Linked DNA regions of Mus musculus: all the other regions are linked to region 1. The links are chromatin loops, found by intact Hi-C in ENCODE. Cell type or tissue: heart. All regions are shown on one strand.

What was found. Hi-C counts contacts between places; a loop is a spot of excess contacts. Peaks named below come from ENCODE experiments on the same cell type or tissue, not always from the same donor. Only the 100,000 strongest peaks of a DNase experiment are listed, where the experiment ranks them.
Region 2: a loop joins it to region 1, with 11 times the contacts of the local background. A loop is called at or near these places in 6 of 42 quality-filtered maps.
Region 3: a loop joins it to region 1, with 7 times the contacts of the local background. A loop is called at or near these places in 36 of 42 quality-filtered maps.

The regions. Positions count from the first base shown.
Region 1 is chr9:54,732,279-54,740,278 of GRCm38, forward strand. It overlaps Wdr61 (WD repeat domain 61), which reads right to left and starts at 2,271. Exons shown (of 11, transcript NM_023191.3): 1 at 2,197-2,271. In heart, CTCF peaks have their summits at 37 (motif pointing right), 2,308, 4,332 (motif pointing right) and 6,274 (motif pointing right); a DNase peak (open chromatin) is centred at 2,223; H3K4me3 peaks cover 2,381 bases; H3K27ac peaks cover 2,269 bases.
Region 2 is chr9:54,893,813-54,901,812 of GRCm38, forward strand. Ireb2 (iron responsive element binding protein 2) reads left to right here. Exons shown (of 22, transcript NM_022655.3): 11 at 1,567-1,683; 12 at 2,628-2,787; 13 at 3,675-3,810; 14 at 5,576-5,660; 15 at 6,138-6,294; 16 at 6,636-6,760. Among named protein-coding and RNA genes, the nearest start is that of Hykk, 19 kb to the right of the region's middle. In heart, a CTCF peak has its summit at 3,522 (motif pointing left); no DNase peak of the experiment used is centred here.
Region 3 is chr9:54,818,178-54,826,177 of GRCm38, forward strand. It overlaps the pseudogene Rab7-ps1. Among named protein-coding and RNA genes, the nearest start is that of Ireb2, 42 kb to the right of the region's middle. In heart, a CTCF peak has its summit at 3,735 (motif pointing left); no DNase peak of the experiment used is centred here; H3K27me3 peaks cover 2,115 bases.

The DNA of each region.
Region 1 (8,000 bases):
TGTGGTAACTATGTTCTATAAAGTTACCACTAGTGGGCAGTATCAGACCATTCCTCTGGAGACTCAGAGGTAGGCCACTGAAAGCCTCTGGGACACATTTTTGTCAAGTGCTCAATATGTAATCACATGCTATGGTTTTGCTTTGTTTTGTTTGCATATGACTCTGTTTGACCATACATTAGTAATTCACTAATACTGAACTCAACCTAAACAGGGCTTATCTAAAATACTTATTTTTCTCTCTAAGACTCATTACAGCTTTCTTGCACTGGGCAAGAACATGGGCTATCACTCCGGCACCATGCCAGAGGGTTACCTTCACCACGGGCTCACTACCAAAACCAAACAAGCAACCAAAACACAAAAATGAGAAGGCATGGCACTAAACCCCAGAGAAAAGACACTTTCTCATAGAGTGAGAGCAGAAACAAGGCAGAAGCGAACTCAGAACTGGGCATCACGTGACTCAAAAGATTCAACACCCTGCACATCTTCTAAAATTATAAATAAATATAATCGAGTATGAAAATTCACAAACAGAATCTAGGCATAGGCTCTATGTGGAAAACAATCTTGTCAAAACATGAAAACCAAACTTATGAGAGCAAAACACACATGGCTCCTTATCATCACATTCTATAAGAATCAGCAAGTCTAAAAGATGCCGCAACCTCAGGACATAAACAACATCCTGCCAGCAGTTCCGTAATCCTAATTGTTTGGAGGTACTAAGCCTGGCTTTCTGGCAAGACCCTGTCTCAAAACAAACAACAATCCCATCACAACATTCTGATATGAAAACACCTGTGATCGCTAAAGCCGTTAACAAAGTCATATTTAATACTTGTTATGTGAGAATATAACATAATGGGAGAATATGCTAAATTTCAACTAGAAATTAACAAATATAAGAGTGTGAATTGTCTTCTAATCCATGTTCACAGCCCCTCAGTTCCATCCTCACTTAACAGGCCGTACATACAGCTCAGACATCTGGGCTCATGCTACCTGCTTCAAATATGCAAACCAAAGACTAACAAATGTTTACCAAGAACAGAAACTCAGACAGACACATGATTTCTAAATAGTCCTGGCCTAAGAGATCTTAATCAGGTGTGCTGACTTGTGACTGTTACTGATTTGTGACTCAAGAACAGGACCTTGCCCAGACTAGAAAGCTCTCCTGACAATTTGGCTCAAACAAGTTGAGACACAAACTGCATGAAGACCAGCCCTCTTAGTGATACTGCCTCCTCTCTGCCCATACGAACCTCACACTTGGCAATAGAGAAAAACGACAATTTTACAAGTAAGAAGGTTTATAGGGAGTCAACTTTTAAAAAGCTACCCTCAAAATAGGGTGTGCAGTTCCATCAGGCTGAACCTTTGAGGACGTACTGCATCAGATCCTATTTTAACTATTATACAGATTAGCTCACTGAACCTTCCTTAACGCCGTTTAGTAGGCACTCTTACTAGCTCCGTTCTTCTGGCTAGAAGAGAGAGGCTTAGAGCAGCTGACGGAAGCGTAGGTAAATACACAGTTCCTACTACTAAGACATGTCTCATGACAGGTAATTTCAGAACCAAGAGAATCCCAAGAGGCCTCTATGCCATCTCTCTCTTTAGGAAAATTTCCAGTTATCGGGGCTGGATTTAAAGGTCCTTCTTCAGGCTTCCCAGAGACTAACCCATGCGTCTATGAAAGTTTCTCAGGCACGTCTGTAACGCACCATACCACATGGTACTTGAAATAAAAGGAACTCACTCTCTGCTTAGTGTTCAATGACGTGAAGCTTGCTACCTAACAGCGTGGCTAACTACTATAGGACTGGTATTAAGAGAGTCCTCTATCTAAGGGGAAACTACTCCCCTCCCCAGAGTCCTCTATCTAAGGGGAAACTACTCCCCTCCCCACCCCGCAAAGAAGCCAACCCTCATTTCCGGGATGCACAAAACATTATCTGGGAGCAAAATTAGTCCACCTATGGGCCTTCTGTCTGCCCTTGGGACTCGTGCCTCGCGGACTAGCCAAGTTAAATAGAGTCACGAAAGCCACCCTTGGACTCCTGGAGCCTCCGTGAACAAACCTGCTGTGGTGGCCTCCAACTCTCCCGGTTCAGTCGCCCTCTCGCCCTAGTAGGCAACAGCACCAAAGACCACCATTCCCCAACTCTGCCCAGCACACCAACTCACCACCGTACAGCCAGCCGCACAGCACGCCTGACGTCAGTGGAGCACGACCGTGGCGCTCGTGGATGAGCTAACGAAGGGGCGGGGCCTCTCCTGGGATGCGGGCGGGACCGGCAGAGCGCCCCCCTGCTGCCTTGGCGTGCGGGGTTGGGGTGAGGGTGGAGCCAGGGAGAGTGGGCGGGGAGTACCTAGGGCAGCCTGCTGCTAACAGGCTTCAGAAAGCTTCTCTGATGACTTCCCGGGTTCGTTTTTTCTTCTGTTTTTTTTTCTTTCTTTTTTTTTTTTTCCCCGCTTTTTCTTCGTCCTCTTTTTCTTTCCTTCTCCTTTCCAGCCCAGCCTCGCCCCCCATCTCCCACAGCAAAAAGCTCGAAAATCATTACAATAAAGGTTTTCTAAAACAACCTAGCTCTGTAATTTTTAAAGTGCCACATTTTAATATTGTTAAAAGTTGTGTGCACGTATGGGAGTGTGCACACATGTCATGGTGTAGAAATGGAGGTCAGAAGACAACTTGAGTGTCTTAGTTGTCTCTGTCACGTGGAGCCCAGGAATGGAACCCAAGTCATCAGGCTTGAAGGCGGCCACTTTTATCTGCTGAGCCATTCCCTATATATTTTTTTTTAATAGCGCATAAATTCAAACCCAGGATGTTGCCTATGCTAGGCAAGCATGCTCCTGCTGGCCTACATCCCAGCCATCTATTTATTTATTTAGAAACAAGTTCTCAATAAATTGCCTAGGCTGGCCTATAACTTACTCTGTAACTCTGTAGCATAGGCAGTCCTTGGATTCCTGCTTCTATTGCTTCAGTCTCCAGTATCTCTAGAGTGACAGGCCTGCACTACCAGGCCTGGCTATAACTCTGTCGTTCAAACTCAAAGCCGAAAAATACCTCAGAGTGCTGTTTCAAGATGCCAAACAGAGAACTGAGAGAATTCCAGTAGAATTTGGACATTGAATTATTCGTGTGCTCTTCAGTGACTGAATAATTATGATGTGAACTCCAGATATGCTTGTTCAAAGACTATATTAAACCCCTACCTTTCACCTCTCTACTGTCAGAGCACCAAGCACATGAGGTCATTAGCATGGTCTACTGTGAAGCAAGAATAACAGGCCTCTTATGTACAATGAATGTCTTTGACATGCAATCAAGACTATGAGTCCTGCCTCAGAATAATATTTATAAATGGATCAATATCCACATAGGATTAAAGGGAAATAATTCCATCAAAATAGCCATAAATATGCAAAATAATAACACACCTACCTGAGCTCAACAGATCTAATACCGTCTGTGATTTCAAAGTATCAATACACATACACAATGCTTTGAATTATCTTCAGTGGTTGTAATAAAATAGGAACAATACTGTGGTTTGATTTAGTGACCAAGTCAATTACTGTTAATGCCTCCTGGTTTATTGTGCACATATGTGATCAAGAAAAACATCACCTTTCTGCTAGAAGTTAAGAGAAATAAAAATATAATTATTTTTCTATCAAAGTTCCTAGATCTCCTCTATGTGTGTTATAGAGCAAATCTGGGAGACAGAGTAACTGTGCATCACTGAGACATCTGTAGGAAGAGTTGTGATCTTGCAGGTCAAAAGACAATGAAAAGATTTCACAATAAAATCAAGCAAAACTGAAGACAGCGGGTGTGACAGAGCTGTGTGCCCTGTCCTGAAAGGCTCTGAAAGTATACCCAGTCCTTCTTTGGAAGGCCATGGCCCCAGGATTCTGGTTCTTCCTAAAAAATGGCTTACTGCTTTTCCAACGAGCTTGGACAGAGCAAACCCAGAGACAGGACGAAGCAAGCAGAGTGACACAGAACAGCAGTGTCACCACGCAGCCCAGAGTCACGTGTGTGTAGAAGCATTTCAGGCTCATGTCTGCCACACCTGACTCCCTCTTACAGGCTCACCACGGAGTTACAGCCTCAGTCTACACCTACAAGGACAGGGAGGTCGCCATGTGCCCAGCAGAAAGGATTGCCACTACTCCGTCAAAAAGTTGGATATATGTAAGTGACTTCCCAGAGAAGACCTAAATCAGCAGTCCAATAGCAGAGCACTATCTTCTACTCAGCAAGTGAAAGAGGGAAACTAGAGTGGGGGCGAGGGGAGGTGTGTTACATATGTCCTGCAGAGGGCGCTCGAGGTCCTCTGACTGTGGTCCTCTTTAAAACCCTTTGTTGTAAAGCCTCAGAACAGGGACTCCAGCCCACTTTTCTAATGTTTGTTCCTTTGCCCCATAGCTGACCTTCTCTTCTCTTCTCTTCTCTTCTCTTCTCTTCTCTTCTCTTCTCTTCTCTTCTCTTCTCTCTCTCTCTCTCACACACACACCTACATACCCCTACACACACATACACCTACACACACATGTGCACACACATACAAACATTAACACATACAAACACACACCATAGTCTGTAGGCTGAAGCATTTCCCATAATGCCTCTTGCCTTCTGTGGATATATCCCTCTAGGCAGCCCCTCCTTTACTCCTCCACACCCCTAGGGATGGAACTTGGGCCCCTTCTGTTTCCATATGGGGCACATAAGGACTTAAGCTCTAAGCCAAAATGCCTGTGTTTATTCTAAGATAGTTAAGTTTTATTTCCTTATGGTGACATCTCTAAAATAGGGATTGTAATAGAAATTTCTCACTGGGGCTGATATAAGAATTTTTAAAAATATCCACAGCATGGTAGTCCTGCATGCTGGTAGTGCCTGGCACCCTAGGGGTGGAGGCAGGAACATTAGGAGGCCAGAGTCATCCTTGTCTACATAGCAAGTTCAAGGACAGCCTGGGCTATACAAGATCTTGTTCTCAAAACCAAAGACCAACCCTTACCATCAAAACTAAAAGAAGGTTGCTGTGTATGTGAGAGGCTCAGACTAGTGTCTGGCACAAAGAACATATAAAATACAGGCCATTGTTTCTTTTTTCTTTTTTTTCTTTTTTTTAGATTTATTTATTTATTATATGTAAGTACACTGTAGCTGTCTTCAGACACTTCAGAAGAGGGCCTCAGATCATGTTACAGATGGTTGTGAGCCACCATGTGGTTGCTGGGATTTGAACTTCAGACCTTTGAAAGAGCAGTCGGGTGCTCTTACCCACTGAGCCATTTCACCAGCCCCCGCCATTGTTTCTTTTATAGCTGAGGATAGCACCTGTAAGAGAACTTTGTCTCCGTGGTTGTAGAAATAAAAACCAAGTCTAAAGCATAAACTCTCGGACAAAAGCTTTAATTTGAAAGATATAACAGTTAAAGGAGGAGGGCATAAGACTGATTGGGGGCGGCCCCAGCTCTTCAATGAGGACGGGGAAGAACAGGCATTGTATCAGGTTCTTGAGATGACCTGAAATCTTATCACTCTTACTAGTCGAGAAGAGATACATAGGACAACTTGTAAAAGCTAGGTCTCTCCTTCCACTATGTGGGTCCTGGAGATTGAGTTCAGAGATGCCAGGCATCTTTGCTTGCATAACCATCTTGCTGGCCCAAGAGGATTTTTCTACACAAGGTCTAGAGTGGACAGGTAGTCCCTGGAGATGGGCTGGTATTACTGTTGTCACTGATGAAACATGGTGACTTTAGATGTGAGAGGGGTAAGGTCAGGCATATTCACACTCTGTTGGTAAGAGAGGAGAGATGTATGTAGTGGAGGGGAGGTCTCAGCTGCCCTCCTAGGACTCTCTCTCCTCTGGGCTTGCCCTCTAACTGCCCAGACCACTAGGATTACAGATACATGGGGAACGCTACAGCTGATCCCTAGGGTCATAACAAGAGAATTTACCATCTCTTGTCTTCATGAACATTTTATTTCTCATTGCAGCGTTGGGGGGGGGGGGGTCAGAGATCACAAATAGGAAGGAAGCAGACAATGATGAGAACAGGTCTGTTCTGGGGCTAAGGGCAGGGGTCTGGATACAAATCCAAGCCCGTAAGAACACATTGATTCTTTCTCAAGGGAACCTCGTAGGACTGGCTTTCTTCTCTGCAGCCAGGATCCCTGGACTGCAAGATCTAGTCTAGGGAACACAGGCAGGAGTTTTGTCACATTGGCCAGAGGGTGGCAGTAACTGCCTGTGCACAGCCAGGGAGTGCTGGTGGAGAGGCAGGGAGCTGACTTTTTGGCTCCTTCCATTTGAGAGACAATGAGAGCCTTCTGTGGACCATAAGCAAGAACCTCTCAGGCTTCAGTTCCCTTACGTTCAAATGAAGATCATTACTCCATAGCTTAGCTCCCAGGGGCTTCTGCTGTGAAATTCCCAGACTGGAGTATAAACACCACCTGAGCCACAGAGCTCAGGCATTGTCCAAGACCTAGAGTCATCCGTGTACTGCAGGGCCCTCTGAAAGGCATAGGATACAGACCCAATACGTGAGAGCTGTTTCTCTGGACCAAGTGAGGACGAGAACCGGGTGCCACCGAGGATTTTTGCTTAGCTCTGGAATGTGCAGGGATCTCCACAAAGCCTGGAAAGAGGCAGCTAGAAGCCCCGAGTTCTTTAGATTCATCAGCTGCTAGTCAGAGTGGCCCATGATTGCCTACTGTCCACAGATGCCTTACCACTGCTTACTAACTAGGCCTAAACAAAGGCTGGCTGCGGATATTCAAAGGAATTAGATTTCCTTGTCCCCAAGGAGTTCACAGTGACTCTCTACCTCACCAGGACTCCAGGCCATCTGAAACAAAAAGCCATCCATCTGATCAGAAAAGTTTCATTTACCTCATTCCCCCTGTATCAAAGGCTTATGAATTATATTTCATTACTCTATAGAAAAGAACAAGTGTAGGAAAACCAGAGCACAATAGAAGGAGGTAAAGCCACAAACGAGGGAAGACTATACCCAAGTCTCCAAGTCTCTATGCAGCCTGGCTTTCTGCTCCTCTGCATGAAGTGGTCATAGCCCACAAAGACAAAACAGGAGCTTAGGACCCATGCCCTTCCTCCACAGCCTGCACTGACCCCCTTCAAAATTGTGCAGCAGGAGCTGCAGAGGTGATTCAGTGCTTAAGAGCGCTGACTATTCTCCCAAAGGGCAGGGTTTGCTTCTCAGCACTCACATAGATGCTCACAACCATCTGTAACTCCAGGTCTAGAGGATACCCTCTTCTGACCTCTGGAGGCACCATGCATGCATGCAGTGTGCAAACAGACAAAATACACCCCCCCACACACACACACACACAAAATGTCAACAAACAAAAAAAAAATACAATCAGGATTGGACTCATCCTTGCCGGAAGCCAAAGTGCAGCTAGAGGGACCAGGCCTGGTGTTGGTGGGAGTCCCCACAGCTTATACATTTCTGCTGTAACCTGGCTCACAGCATTTATTTACATACACAGGAAGCAGCAATGCCAAGTTGCACAACAGTCTGAGGGAAGAGGGTGGACAAGGGGGATGGCATGATGAGCTTGGCAGCCCCAAATTGGAGCTGTGAGCCTGTGCCCAACTGCCAGGGAAGAGGAAGAAGACCTTGATAGTTAAGTCTGAAGAAGGAAGTAGAGCGGGATCTACCTGGGTGATGAGAGAGAAGCAAGAATTCCTGTGGTAGGCTGGCAGATGCTGAATAACTCTTGGGGTGGGCGGAGGACAGCAACAATAATAACCACTTTAAAACCTGTTACCAGCTGGAGAGATGGCTCCGTGGTTAAGAACAGTAGCTGCTCTTCCAAGAGGGCTCAGGTTCAATTCCCAGTACCCACATGGCAGCTTTCAAGTGTCTGTAACTCCAGTTCCCCCCCCCCCGGGGGGGGGTATCTGACACCCTCACACAGACACACA
Region 2 (8,000 bases), 160 kb after region 1:
GGTAGAGTAAAATTGAATTGCTTACTTACTAGAAAACCCTAGCCAGAGGCTGGGGTTATGTCTCAGTTGGTAGAGTACTTATCATGTAGGAAGCCCTGGGTTCAGTCTCCAGTACTCGGTCACCCACACCTGCAGTGAGGAGGAGACAGGAGAATCAGAAGTGCCGCTCCATCCTCAGCTTTACATTGTAAGTTTAAGGTCAGCAACACAATAGAAGACTATACCTCACACAAGTAAGTCCTAGCTGTGCCCAGGATAGTCGTTCATACTTGGAATCCCAGGACTCTGGAAGCTATAGCAGGATTGTAAATCAAAGCCAGTTTGGGCTACATAGTTCAAGGCCAACCTGGGCTGCCTAGGGTGTAAAAAACTATGGTTTTTTGTTTTTAAAACCCTCTTTAACCTTGTAAACTGACAATACTTGGAAATAAAGCTAAAATCCATCAAGACATTGATTTCAAAAGAAACTAATTGAGGCTAGAGAGATGATTTAGTGGATAAAGCGTTTGCTGCTTTTCTCAGAGGACCTGGGTGGGTTTCCAGCAACCATATGTCTCCTAATCATCTGTAACTCCAGTGCCAGCAGATCTGACAACCCTCTACAGCCTCCACAGCTACCAGACACGTGTTCACATGTATACAAACATGTGCATGCTGACAAATAGTCATACATATAAAATAAAACTAAATCTTTAAAAAAAATGTCTTCAGTGTTTATTTAGGTCAAAGACTAGGATCAGTTGAACCTATTAAATATAGTAGGGTCCTTTAGAATAATCATGGCTGTGATGAGACTATAATGAAGAATGATTAAATTTGCTGTGCCTAACCACATAAGATACACAAAGGAAATACTAATATTTGGAAAAATAAATAACTAATTGGAAACTGAGATTTTAACAAAAATAATGACTTATTAACCAAGAAATAAAAGCCATCTCATAGGAAACTAGCCAGTAAGATCCTCTTAAGCCACACAGAGAATGAAAACCTTTCTTTGTTATATTCCCTTAGCATGCTCTGTTGACCAGGCATCACATATGAGGTGACAGGGGAGAATGTTTACTAACCATTCACTTCGTGATCTGAGAGTGAGGCATGGCTGGGATTAGAACTCAGAGCAGTGAGCTGATGATGAGCAGAGTTCTTGTGCAGGCTTCTGTTGTGACAGTGGTTTTGGTTTTGTTGTTATTTAGGGCAGCCTTATATATTATATAGCCTAGACTGGCTCACTATATAGTTGAAGATGTCTTTGAACTAATAAACATCCTGTCTCTGCTTTTGAGGTATTTGGATTACAAGCAATATACTATCAATTCTGATTTTGTGTGATGCTCAGGGTAGAACCCAAGGCCTCTTGCATGCTAGGCAAGCCCTCTAGCAACTAAGCTATATCCTCAGCCCTTTTGATAGTATTTATATTTGTAGAGAAAAACATAGGAAAAGCCATAGTTTTTATAAGTTGTGTTAAAATAGATGTACTCGTTCTGCTTACAAAGTAATGTTTGCTTTTGTATTTATTCTTGGAAATTCTGATCTCCTTTTCCTCCATTCTTGTTTTCTTAGGTGATACAGATTAATCTGAATTCAATAGTTGCATCTGTCAGTGGTCCAAAAAGGCCTCAGGATAGGGTTGCTGTAACAGATATGAAAAGTGATTTTCAGGCTTGCTTAAATGAAAAGGTAAGTTATTTTATTGTTACTGTTATGCTATGTGCTAAGTAGTTAAGAGCCTCAGAGTTTGGGATTGATTTCTAAATTCAGTCTACTGCTCTTTTCTTTTTTTCTTCATATGCTATGGTGTATGCTAGCAGCCTCAAGAGGGTCAGAGTTTGGATTATATCTATTTAAAGTAATCAGAAGTTAATAAAGTGAGGTTTCTCAGTCACAGTGGTTTCCTTTCAAGTGCTAATCAGGTGCGTGATAGAACAGAACTCGTTTATATCACTGAAGAATGTTTTACTGGGCATCATTACTACAGACTTCTTACTAGGAAGAAACCATTGCACTGCGTAATTATTTTCATTGAATTTGAAAAAAAAAAAACCAACACAAACAAAATAACTTTGGCTCTGGGGTTTCTGATTTTGCCTTTAAAGTCATGGCTGTAGTTTTGTCACTTTGGTCTGTTAGGAAACAGTAGAGTTGGCTTTGCCTGCCAATCCTTACTTTTATAGTTTCCTTACTTTTTATTTGGAAAATACTAAACATGTTCAGAAGTAAGGTGGTCTCTGATAAATTGCTGTACACTTGCCAGGCAACGTTAGCACTAATGAACTCAGTGTAAACCTTATTTACCTCTTCTGCACTCACACACTTGAATCATTGGGGCAGATCTTTAGAATAGGAGGAGTTTCTATCGTGTTTTTGAAAATTCCTGTGAACAGGAATAACTAGGAAATGTCTGAGTTGGGACTGGATTCTGGGTGGTTGGCTGTAATCAATATATAAAAAAGTATTGTTTATGAACACCACTAGACTTCTCCTGTAAATATTCAAATCTTGTTTAAGATGAATTGGACCTTCTGAATGGTGTGGACCTTATGTGTCACAGTAGAACTTTGATGTCCAAGTTGTGTTTCCTACTAGTCCTACCAAGTCTGTAATATTTGCATACAAATTTATAGGTTGGATTTAAAGGCTTCCAAGTTGCAGCAGAAAAACAAAGTGACACTGTCTCTGTTCGTTATGATGGAAGTGAGTATAAGCTGTCCCATGGATCCGTGGTCATTGCTGCAGTTATCAGTTGTACCAATAATTGCAATCCATCTGTGATGCTTGCTGCAGGTAGGTTGGTATTTATAACTGTATTCTCTCATGTAAGTTACTGTTTGCTTTCCTGGTATATTTCTCATTCTTAGATAATGTATCTGTGTTTGTGTTTTATATCGAGACACTGAAATTTTTAATTAAGTTGTTAAGCTTTTAATTTGTAGTGGTTTTTTTTTAACACAGAAGGTAGCTTTTGAAAAAACCCTATAATTTACATACCTATTAATTTTAAATTGTTTCTGTCTCTTCAGTAAATTTAAAAGTAACACTACTCAGCAGGTATTGCTTGGGATTTTTTCCCACCAGTTTACAATCACAGTATACTGTGCAAGGGGAGAATTACTGACACGTACCATCAGTTTGTGTACCGGGTGACAGCATTACCAATGTTAAATTGCTCTTTGTTTACTATGATTATGGCATTGATTCCATCAGTAGCAGTTCTATATGAATGTTCTTTTTTTCCCTGTTTGTGTGATGCTGTGGTGTTAGCCTTACCCTCCTTACCCTGCAGCATGATGCTACTTTACTAAAAATTTCAATTTGTCTTCAGTGAACTGAATAGGTAGAGTAAAATGCACACAGTAATGATATTAAGGTTTTATGGGCCTGAGAGATGGCTCAGAAGTTAAGGGCACTGGTTGTTCTTCCAGAGGTCCGAAGTTCAACTCCCAGCAACCATATCTGCTGCTCACAACCATCTACACTGGGATCTGATGCCCTCTTCTGGCATGCAGGTGTACATACAGATACAGCACTCATAGACACTAAAACATAAATCTTAAAACTTTTTTTTAGCTTTTTATTATAAATTGTAGTTGACGATATTAAACACCCTTTTCTTGGTTTTTATTCTAATGTGAAGGGTACGTTGTCATAGTCATTGTTTGTTGATTTTACAGGTCTTCTGGCTAAAAAGGCTGTTGAAATTGGTCTACGAGTTAAACCTTATATACGAACAAGTTTGTCTCCAGGCAGTGGGATGGTTACACATTACCTCAGTTCAAGTGGAGTGCTACCCTATCTTAGCAAGCTAGGGTGAGTGACACTTCTGTTATTTATACCTAGACTGGTATTCAGCAGTTAATAAATATATTTGTTAGGAATCAAAGAGAGGTAAAAAAGGAAAAATACCACTTAAAAGGGTGGATGGCCCCCTCAGAGTTGGTAAAAGACACACCCAGACACCAAGTTCTCAGCAAAAAGGAAATTTTATACCCAGAGGGGCTAGCAGATAGGGGAGGGTACAAAGTCAGACAGCACAGCAGCAAGAAGCAAGCAAGTGTTTTGGTTTTTTTGTTTGTTTGTTTTGTTTTTTTTGCAGGAGTGGATTTTTAAGGAGAAAAGGGGGAAATCTGTGCTCGGATGAGTTGGTGAATCTTGATAGCCAGATAATGAATTTTGATTGTTGGATCTTGGTGTTTAAATCTCAGGAATGAGTCAGTGACAAATAAGGGAATCAACCTTGGGAACAAGCTTTAGCAATACAGTTTAATGGTGTTTATTTTAGCAAGGGGAGAAGGAAAGATGAAAGAAAAAACCTGTCAGCGCCATGCTTGCCGTGCTCGGGCATGCCAGAGCCCTTCACTTGTTCCCTTGCCATCCACATAGTCTGGTGCCTAAGAAGCAGGTGGTGGTTGGGAATAGCAGAGGCACTTGGAGGTCAAGCACATGGTCTGTAGCCCTCAGGACAGGGCTGTTACTGTTAAGAGTGGGGTGAGGAAAATCTAATTCTCATGAGTCATGTTCAGTTCAGAAAAGAGTAAAGGAATAATACAAGTTGGATTAATTTAATTGAACACATCTTTAATCCCAGCACTTGGGAGACCGAGGCAGGGGGATATCTGAATGTGTGACCAGCCTAGTGTACAGAGGTAGTTCGAGGTCAGACAGGGCTACAGGGAAATCTTGTATTGGGGAGCAGTGGGGGGAATTGAACAGATTGTCTTGATTTAGGTTTTGCAAAGTTATTGGGTCTGCAATGTGAGGTTAATTTATCTATGAAGCTTAAGAGAAACAACTTCTAAATTTCTTTCATATTTAAGTGATAACAGTATAATTTTAGAAAATAATATTTTTACATAAATTATCCTTTTTTAAGGCCTCATAAATTTTAGATTTTTTTTTTTTTAATTTTGCTTTTAGAGCAGCAGCTAAAGTAATTTAGAGGCTTATGTTTGTAATCTTACTTTGGAATTACTGTCAGGGATTCTTGTTAGGTGTAGTTTATTCAGAGTTGAATAATTTATTTCCACTAGTAAATTGGGACCTTTGATGACTGTTATAGTGAGGTCATCCTTATGTTTTATAGTTTGAAATATGCCTTTCGAGTGGAAACACATGATTTTTTGTTTGTTTGTTGTTGTTGATTTTGGTTTTTTGAGACAGTGTTTCTCTGTGTAGCCCTGGCTATCCTGGAACTCACTCTGTAGACCAGGCTGGCCTCGAACTCAGAAATCCACCTGGACACATGATTTTTTTAAAAGGGGTTTTATTAGTTCTAGTTAGAGCAGAGGAGCTTTCTGATACTGTTAAAGTTCTTTTGATCTAGTACAGATAGTGTGGCTATGTGGCCTCTTCTGAGATTTATAATCAGTTCAAAGAACATGCTACCAGTGAGACTTTAATGTTTAAAACTGTGAGATTCATGTGTTGATGGTTAATTCTTACGAAGCAAGCAATCTTACTGTGATAAGGGAAATAAAGAGAGAAGATGCTCACAACCATCTAGAAGGGAAATGCAGAGAGAAGACTTGTCCTTTCTTTACATACTGTCCAGTCATGCTTCACTTTTTAAATGCAGGTTTGACATAGTTGGCTATGGATGTTCAACATGTGTAGGAAATACAGCACCTTTATCAGAAGCAGTTTTGAATGCAGTAAAACAGGTAAAAATGTAGATTAGCACATCTAAGTGCATTTTTATTGTTTATTTTTAATAAGGATGCTTCAATATTTACTTAAGCATCAGAGTTGATTAATAGATGCTAGTTTAAAAACTCAGACACACTTATGAATGCAATTGTGAGCCTCTTTGAGAGTTGCCCCAGCTTGTTTCAGCTATATCATGTTAGTAAATTATAAACAGTGTGTATATTGATATTTATACTGGAAACTCTCAGGAAACGTAACTTGTGGATCTTAAAATAATGCAAAGAATTACTTGTATATTTTAAAACTAATTCCTTAGTAATATAAGGAACTATTAAAGTATAAGAATTGTAGTTCTATACTTAAAATTAAAACTTAGTAAAAATTTTTGTTGTTGTTGTCTGGATCTCACCTAAAATTAGTTGAGACAAATTTTATAATTGTGTGAGTATATATAAGCTCTTGAATCAAGTATATTTGTTTTCCCCCCTTAGGGTGATTTGGTTACCTGTGGAGTTTTATCTGGAAACAAACATTTCGAAGGCCGTCTCTGTGATTGTGTCCGTGCCAATTATCTCGCCTCTCCGCCCTTAGTGGTGGCTTATGCCATAGCAGGCACAGTGAATATAGACTTCCAGACAGAGCCTTTAGGTGTGTTTTCTATATATTATCTGTATGTTTATATGCATACTTATGTGCACTGTCTCCAGAAGTTGTTAAAACCATACTCTTGATATGAAAGAAAACATGCAATACTTGTTTACTTTCTTAAAACATCTATTTTTCTGCTCTTAGTGTCTGTTGATATGAAGAATGTAATATGTATATGTAATTGATTTGCAATATTTAAACCTGAAACACACCCCATTGTTAAATCAGTTACTTGATTTCTGTGACTTTTCTTTGAAAAGATAGAAATGCTTTGAGGTGTTGGTTTTTGGTGGTGGTTGTTGTAATATGTGTACTGAATACCATGTTACAATTTTGATCAGGTACTGACTCTACGGGCAAGGAAATTTACCTGCATGACATTTGGCCTAGTCGAGAAGAAGTTCATCAGATGGAGGAAGAACATGTTATATTGTCAATGTTTAAAACACTAAAAGAGAAAGTAGAGGTAAGAGTCTTGTGGGGCTTTGTTTTTAGTTTGTTCTTTAATTTGAAGCAAGGTCTCACATAGCTCATACTGACTGAGACCTCACTCCTTGTAGCCCACGCTGTCCTATGAACTCAGCAATCCAGTCCTCAGTTCTGGGGTTTCAGGCATGATCCATGTGTCTTGCTTTCTAGACAGAATAAAAATTTTAATTTTGAGTATATAATTTTTATGGCTGAGTTTTTTTTTTTTTTAAAGCCTCTGTGTGTGTGTGTGTGTGTGTGTGTGTGTGTGTGTGTGTGTAAAACCTGTTAAAAACATTGGTGGTGGTATAGGCCTTTAATCCCATCACTCAAGACAAAAGCCTCGGCCACACAGTGAGACCCTTGGGGGGGGCGGGGCGGAGGTGTTCTTGATGACATTTTCATGTTTGTTCTCTGTACTCCTTTATTGCTCTTGCTCTCTCCTGTCCCCACTATTTCCTGCTGGTCTCCTCCTTTTCCCAAACAGTATCCCTTCTATAGTCACATGTGTGTATGTTCCTGCAGACATTTACAAATCTTTGTATGTGAATGATGTGTGTGTTTCTGTGTATGAATGTGGGCCTGTGTATACCATGGCATGTGTGGATGTCAGATAATAGCCTCAGGTATTAGTCCTTATCTTTCACCATATTGGAGAAAAGATCTTGTCTTGCCACTGCCTCTGCTAGCCTAGCTGATAGACAAACCTCGAAGGATTCTCTTGTCTCTACCTCCTGTTTTATCCATAAGACTGATTTGCAACCTTATATCCTGCTTACATGACTTCTGGGGGCTCAAACTCAGAAACACTGTGTCAAGTGATTTGTACCCATTAATCCTTCTGCCTACTCATAGTTCTGCCTTCTCTTTTATATATAACTTTAAATATGGGCAATATAACTCTCTTCTGTCCGGTGAGCTTCTCAGCCAGAATGTCATGCATTTGGCATATATGTTTTATTTTGAAATCTAGATTCCACATAAGAGAAGAAAATACAATATCTGTACTTCTGAATCTGACTTATTTTAACATAATGGTCTCTAGTTTTATTTTCTTGGTTTTTGGCTTTTTGGTTTTTGGAGACAGGGTTTCTCTGTGTAGACCTGGCTGTTCTGGAACTCACTTTGTAGACCAGGCTGGCCTTGAACTCAGAAACCTGCCTGCCTCTGCCTCCCAGGTGCTTGGATTAAAGGCACAGCTTTTTTCTAGCTTTATTTTCTTAAAAATGTCAGTTTGT
Region 3 (8,000 bases), 86 kb after region 1:
AGGTCTAAGTAACAACAGGTAAACAAGGAGGTCGTCTTCGTTTGAGCATTTTCAGTTGTCTAAAGTATAAGTGGGCAGGGGTGCGGTGGTGCCCACATACAATCGCAACACGTGGGAGGTAGAGGCAGAAGGAGTTCTTCAAGGCCAGCCTCAACTGCTTAATGAACTGAACTACATGAGACCCTGTCTCAAAACTCCAGCAAGTAAGTAAATACCTCAAGTTAGCTTGGAATTACTAAAGATCAGAAAGGCTGAAAGCGGATGAAGGGATGAAGTCAAGAGGGTGCCGTTCAGCCGTAAAACGGGCCCCTCCGCTGCAAACTGTAGCTTCTTGATCCAGGGTCCAGTCAGCTGTGGCCAGGAGGGAGGAGTCCTATACTGTAAGTATGTCACATCTGTATGTCACATCTGTATGTCACAGGGAGGATGTGAGCAGAGGTAGCTTCACTTGGAAAGGGTTGGCATTTACAGAAACCATCTAATAATTTGTGCCAGTAGAGTTGGGGACAAGAATGGGACATTGCTGAGGGCCCTTGCAGGAGGAATGATAAATGGCTCTAGTACTCATGGAACGCAGCCCACAGGTTACCACAGGCACATGGGTAAGCCTCGGTGTGGCACAACTCCGAGGACCATGTGTCCTGAGGACTTCATGCTATTATGGAGTTCTGCTCTGCTTGCTGCACTCACATCTCTCTTAATGGAAGAACTGCATGAAAACTTTTAGGAGGCTTCCAGTCCCTCACTGGGCAGTCTCTCTGGCACTTACAACAATAGTGCTTGATCTCTTTCAGGCATTGCTGCTGGAGAGAACTTGTGATTGAATCTTCACCCTAGGAAAGAACTTAAGAGACATAGATTGTCAGCGGTGACCACCACCCTTAGAAAACATTTGGAAAAATAAAGTTGTTAGTAAAGCTAGGTTGAGATGTTTTCACTACTGACTCTGATGTTAAAAAAAAAATCTTAGGAAGCAAACTGAAGTTTAGAAAGGCACACTCTTACTAGTCAAGCTAGGGACCTCTTCTGGTCAGGGAACAAGAACAATGGCAGCCCTGGCTGATGTGCCTCTCACTGAGACTGGAGAGGGGGTGGTTGATTTCTTACACCCATTTTTTGCCCTCAGCTCCCTGGTATGATTTATTAAGAATTGCTGATGAGTAGATGTGCGTTCTGAGGATTTAAGGTAGATATGACTGATTTTTATATAAAAGTTTAGATTTGTGATTCTTTTAAGATTCTTATAAGATTGCTTTTAAAGATAAATAATAAAGTAATTACTCCTTTCTTTGTAACTGCAAATTACTGCCTGCCAGTAAGAGAAACTGGAGAGATTACCTTCCTTTCTTACACTTTGTTAGTCTATGACAAGTTGCTTAGTTATGAATGTATGTGGGTTTTGGGGAATAATTTGTTTTCTTTGCCTGTACTACAGTGTGTTATTTCTTGTAAAGGCACTGGGAAACACACTGGATCTTCATAATCATTTACTAAAAGAAAACAAAAATGTAATCATATTGTAGTTTTATACTGCTTGAAAGATTTTGCTGGGATATATAAGCTATGGAAGAAAGAATAAAGTGTGGAGGGCTGGACCGTTGTTTCTCCCATCCATCAATTATGTGTGTATGTGTAAAGTTTGTGTGACAGAGAACTGGAACATGGTTCCTTCCACCCATCAACCATGTGAATGTATGTACATATGTAAACTTTTCTGGGTGTGTGTTGGAGCTTGCTCCATCCACCAATTGCATGTACATATGTATGCATGTGTATGTGTGAAATGCTTGGAGCCTGCTTACTGGAGCTTGACTCTAACCATTCTATGTGTCTATATGTCTGTGTACATCTGTATCCATGTGTGCATGTATGTATACATATATCTCTGTGTGTATGAAGTTATTGGACTCTGCCTTTTGTTTCATGCACTGTATGTGTATTTCCTTATCTTTCTTGATAGCCCCAAGGAGTTAAAAGAGTTCATAGTTTTTCTGCTGGCCCTCGGAAGTGCCAGCCCCAGTAAACTAAGCTTTGTCCCTCAGAGAAGTCTGCTGCGTAACTTCTTTAATCAATGGCTGCCTTTGGCAGCAACCCCTGAAAGAATCTGGATCCACCCCTGTCAGCAGCTCTAAGCACCGACCCCCAACGGCTGCCTGCTTCAGTTTACCTACCGTATGAATGCCAAAGCTGATCATTGGCAGGACATGGGTGAGAGGAGAACAGAGTCCAGTGACCAGGGAACTGACATTAAAGTATCTCTGTGTCTCGAAGCTGTGTGTGTCATCTAAGATGCCATTTGCTTCTTTGGGCTTCCTTTATTTTTATTTTATTTTCTTGGAGCAACCAGGTCTTGGGATACGATATTTAGCATTTGGATACATAGTAGTACCAGACTAATCCACTACACTGCATCCTTGATAAATTCTTCTTGGGGGTGGGGGTGGGGGAGAAGGAAAGAGTTTATTCTTCTAAAGCTTTTACTTCTACAGCGCTGTTCATCGTTGAGGGGTAAATTCTTTTTACTACCTACACACAGACATCTTTTTACTCATCCCTTCTTGCCCTCCAGCTGCCCAGTTCCCCTCCTATCAGGGACCCGTGATATTTTGGAGACTTGCACAGGGACTCTCTTGTCCTCTCTTCATTCTGGTGCTTGTGGTCAGCTGAATGAACCATGTGTAACTGAAGGTCTCTAGCTGGGGCTGCTCTCCATTTAGACTCAAAGACCCCTAGCTGTGACTCCAGATCACAGTCACCCATCAAGGTACAGGTGACAGACAGCATTTTCCTTTGGTCCACTGTGGAAATCCTTACTTTCCATTTGCAACTGAACATCTCTGGCCAGGGCAACCCTTTGGTGACCTGAAGGTGACATCCTGCCCCACCCATCACCACCAGGAACTATTCTCTTCTTTCCGGGGAGCCTCTCTCAATGTGAGGCACCAGTGGTGGCAGAGCTCATCCAGAGTGAGACCGCCCAAAGTATGAGGACTTCTCCCTCCTCTCGGAAGAAAGCAGATTCCGTACAGTCAGGTCAGAGTCTGCCCCTGCCTGGCTAAGTGTCCTTCCCTCTCATTAGGTGGAGCTGCAGCACATCTGGACTGGGCATTTGCATGCCTGTTGCTCCCCTTCTCATCCGGTCTCCTTAATGAAAGGGACGTAAAGGTCACCAGGATTTCTCTTCTCCAGGACAAGCATCTCCCCATTCCTCTTCTCAGTGATGTGCACCAAGTTCAGTTTTGTGAGTTTCCTTTCAGGGTCCAGTCTGGCCAGATGTGTTGACAGTGAAGGAGTGGAGTGGCTCATTGGGGCTATGTGAATGCCTGTGTCCTAGGATTGAGAAGGGTGTTATTAACCCCGCTGACTATAGTGAGTTACGGCGGACAGCACAGGGGCTTTCTGAAGATCCTGCTCTCTTTCAGTTCATCCTTATTAAAACCATACATAAATATACTAGTCTAGACCCTGAGAGTAGAGAAAGCCAGACTATACTGGCTGCACGTTCTCTTAAACCAGTCCTCTCCAGGTATTAGACAAAGGCTTCAAAAATTAGAGCAGGGATTTCCCAAACCCCTTCCCTCACTTTATTAAGTGTAGCTTTCAAGGTGTTTAATTACCAAGATGAGAGCCAAAAGAGATGAATAAGAAGACAAAAGGGACACCCATCAGGCTCAGTCCATGGCCCTAGCAGCTGCCGGGCCTTTGCCTCTCTTGGGAAGTACTAGAGCTCCATCTAGAGGCTTCCTTCCTCAGCATAAGAGATGAAAGATAATGTCTGGCTAAGCTTGACACATCTGTCAGGTGCCCAAGGCCACCAGCCTGCAAGCCTCTACCCAAATGACCCAATAAGTTATCTGGGCTGTCTTACCTCAGGGCTTCCAGGACAGCTCTACTTCCTTAGGTAGGTCTCAACCAAATACTTAGCCTCTCGTATGTTTCCTCCTGAGATCAAGCTCTTTCCATGCATAGACAATTTATTAAGATATAGTCCAAGCAAGCCCATTTCAAATCGAAATACTGCCCCAAATCTTCAAAAGCCTGCACCATGTGGTTAGAATTTTTCACCTTCAGGAGCCCAGATCTCCCTATAAAAAGGTCAAGCTTCTAAGGCTTATACTACCCTTGGGCACAAGCATTTCTAGATTTTTTTCTTTTTTTTTTTGATATGTTGAAACAGGGTCTCACTGTGTAGCCCCAATTTTCCTAAATTCTCTTGCTTCCGTGTGATTGCAGATGTAAGCCACCATGTCTACCTATGGGTCTCACCTTAACTATGAGAACTCCAGCATTACACAGCATCCAAGGGCCTTCCTGGTCATGGCATGGTTTGGAAGAATCTGAGTGCCCCAGCTTGACCTAATAGCTAAGGTCCTCTAGGAGGCTTTAATGGGACCAGAAGAGTCATTAGCTAGGATCCTTGAGATGACATCGACACTGGTCACTTCCCCATTAGGCCTGGGGTAGCAGGAGGTTTAGGAGTTTCAGGAGTACCAGAGAGGAGCATTTGCTAGCAGGGGAAGTTTTAAGAGTGCACAGTCTTTGAGCTAGTCATAACACGTCAAAACTTAACTGGTGTGTGTGTGTGTGTGTGTGTGTGTGTGTGTATGTGTCTTTCATTTGAGAATCTAGATTGCTCCTGGGCAGGTGTGCAAGTGCAACCCACAGGGAGTCAAATCCATATAGCTAAATTCACTTCGTCTGTCGAGATGATTATGTTTGCTCCAGCATCTTCCCTCACCCACATGGATAACTGTTCTCACCTGAACCTTTTTCTTCTTCTGAGAACCCAAAGTGAATGCAGATTTAGGTCAATAACTTGTCTCTCTTCCTTCAGCCTGGAAGGGCATTGAGGTAGGTTTGGTAGACCAATCAAACAGAGGTCTGAGCTAATGTAAAGTAGGCACGTACAGAATATAAGGGCAGAGATGCCAGGCTTTCGTTTACCTTGTGGACTCGGATGAGGAGTCTATACTTTTTAGCAAAAACATCGTGATGGCTATTGAGGTTCAGGAATCACTACACAAACCATAGGAACACTGATCTCAGTTAAGCAGAAATAGTTTATTGAATGTACACCAAGACTGATTGATCAAGACCACAAAAAAAAGGACTCAGGAGCCCAATTGTGGTACAAGTCTATTCTTTTTTTTTTCTTTGTTCTTGTTAAATTTTATTGGCATCACATTCATCTCTTTACAGAAGAAATCAGCCTACACCCTAGAATGTAGACCTCTGAAGGGGAAGTGCTCCGGGAAGCAAGCCATGATGCAGGGCAGGACCTCGGGAAAAGACAGAACTGCCAGGGCTCAACCCAAGAGATGGTGGGTTAGTGCTGGGCCACACTTGGGTGGGTGGGAAAGGAGGAGGGTCTGCTAACCTACAGGTACCACAACCCTGAAAGGAGCGCCTTCTAGAACAAAGGTAGAGTCACTGGGACAGGTCTGGTGAGTTCTCCTTTCCTCTTTGAGTAGGATAGTGACATAAGGGCATCATAAAGTGTTGAATATAAGGAAAAAAAACAGAAAGGGAGAAAATGAGAATTTTAATTTTTGAAGTAACAGCAATTTATCCATTGTATACACTACTATATTATGCAAATCAACCTTTTGGAAAATTTAGACACAGAAGGGAACTGTCTAGTTCAGTTTTCCCTTCAGAGAGATGAAAAGCTTTTTGGCTCTTAAGTCTGTGATAAAAGGCGTACATAATTCTTGTGTCTACTGTACAGAATACTGCCGCTAGCTGGACTTCCACACTTGAGTCTCTAACACTCTGTAATCCAGACAGGGTTCAACCCTCCACCTTGCATGCCTGTGTTAGAGGACTTAAACACACAATCCAGGAATTCCTTATACTAATTTACACATTTTAATTGGTTGCATATATTAACATGTACTATAAGATTCTTTTCTAAGAAGCATTACATAATAAATGGATACTGTAATAAAATCTGATTAGTTAAAAGTAACAAGCATTAAGAGATACATACAAAACAGCCTGCTCAGAACGGAGCCTGGGTACCAGCCTTCCCACAGGACCTTCAAGGAGGGAGGGGTAAAAGACCATAAGACCATTAAAAAAAATCAGATAATTAGACACAGATGAACTGTGAACAGTTCTCTCACTCTCCAGTGGACAAAAAGAGTAAGCTTTCCATGCCCACTGCACCCCAGAGCACCCAGGGTCTCTGCCATATTATGCCTGCCATACACAGGGCTCACGGGGAGGGGGGACAGCTGCCCCAGGAGTCCTGACAGGCACAGGCTGGAGTTTGCTTGCTGTGTGTGTGTTGTGTGTATGTGTTTGTGTGTGCATGAGTGTGTTTTGTGTATGTGTGTGTGTTGGATAACTGTTTGGTGGAGTTTCTTTTGGCAGCTGGATGTGAGAGCTCACGTTCTGGTCTGTTTGGAGGAGGAGGGACGCATATTGAAGGCCTACGTGTGTGTTCTTGGTCTGTGAAGGACTCTGTGCTCACTGCCCCTTCAACAACTGCAGCTTTCTGCGGAGGCCTTGGCCCGGTCATTCTTGTCCAGTTTGATGGGCTCAGGGAATTCATTGTACAGCTCCACCTCTGTTTCCTGTTTAAGGGCATTCCGAGCAATTGTCTGGAAGGCCTGCTCCACATTGATGGCCTCCTTGGCACTGGTCTCGAAGTAAGGAATGTTGTTTTTGCTGTAGCACCAAGCCTGTGCCCTCTTTGTGGCCACTTGTCTGTTTTCCAGGTCAATCTTGTTTCCCAACACAACAAAAGGGAAGTTCTCGGGATCCCGGGGGCTGGCCTGGATGAGAAACTCGTCTCTCCAGCTGTCGAGGGTTTTGAAAGTGTTGGGGGCAGTCACATCAAACACCAGAACACAGCAATCTGCACCTCTGTAGAAGGCCACACCAAGAGACTAGAACCGTTCTTGACCAGCTGTGTCCCAGATCTGCATGGTAACAAGTCTGTCATCCACCATCACCTCCTTGGTCAGAAAGTCCGCTCCTATTGTGGCTTTGTACTGGTTACTGAACTTCTTATTCACATACTGCTTCATGAGAGAGGTCTTTCCAACACCAGAGTCTCCTAGGATGATGACCTTCAGCAACACTTTCTTCCTAGAGGTCATCCTTGAAGCGCAGGGTCAACGGAGGAGGAGACACAACGCAGGCCGCAACAGAGACGTCTGATTCCGGCTCCACAAGTCTATTCTTAGGGCAGACTTTTTATAAGAAAAACCAAATTCAGTAGTAGAAGTCAAGAGTGGAGACAGTTCTACATTTTGGCTGACTTTTAAGCTGATTGGTCCTAGCTGAGGTCCTAAGTGAATGGGTGGTGAACAGGGGAGTTTCAGAGCATTGACATAGCAGCATAAGTAATACAACCATAGTGCTATGGCCTTTTGGGAGAATTTTTCAGTGTCAGCTATTGATAATTACTTCTTGGAAGTGGGGTCTGAGAACCTGAACTTAATTTTACCTTATGAGCAAAATGGAGACTGAATACAGTTACAGTTAAAGGAGCAGGCTTCAACAGCTATTCTTGGTTGTCAACTTGTCTATATCTGGAATGAACTAAAAACCAAACATTTTTTTAAAATTAAAAAGATTAAGAAAAGAAAGAAAGAAGAAGAAAAAAATGGCCAGGCACATTTTTGAGGGATTTTATTTCATTTTGCTTAATTAAATCATTTGAGGTGGGAAGACCCACTTTTAATCCAGATCTTCTGAGGTGGGAAGAACTACCTTTAATCTGGACCACATCTTCTGCTGGCATGGTCCTGACTTGAGAGGACATGGAAGAAGGAAGTTCTTGCTCTTTGACTGTTTGCTCTCACTATTACTGGCAAGTCAATTTTGCCAATGGCATTATAGCCTACTTCTATAGGATTCCAGTGTTTACTGAAGACCAGGTGAGACATCCAGCCTGTGTACTGAAGAACCACTGGATTCTTTGGGCCTTCTGTTGGTAGACAGCTATCCTTGCACTAATGAGACCACAGCCTGTAAGTGTAAGTTGTTCT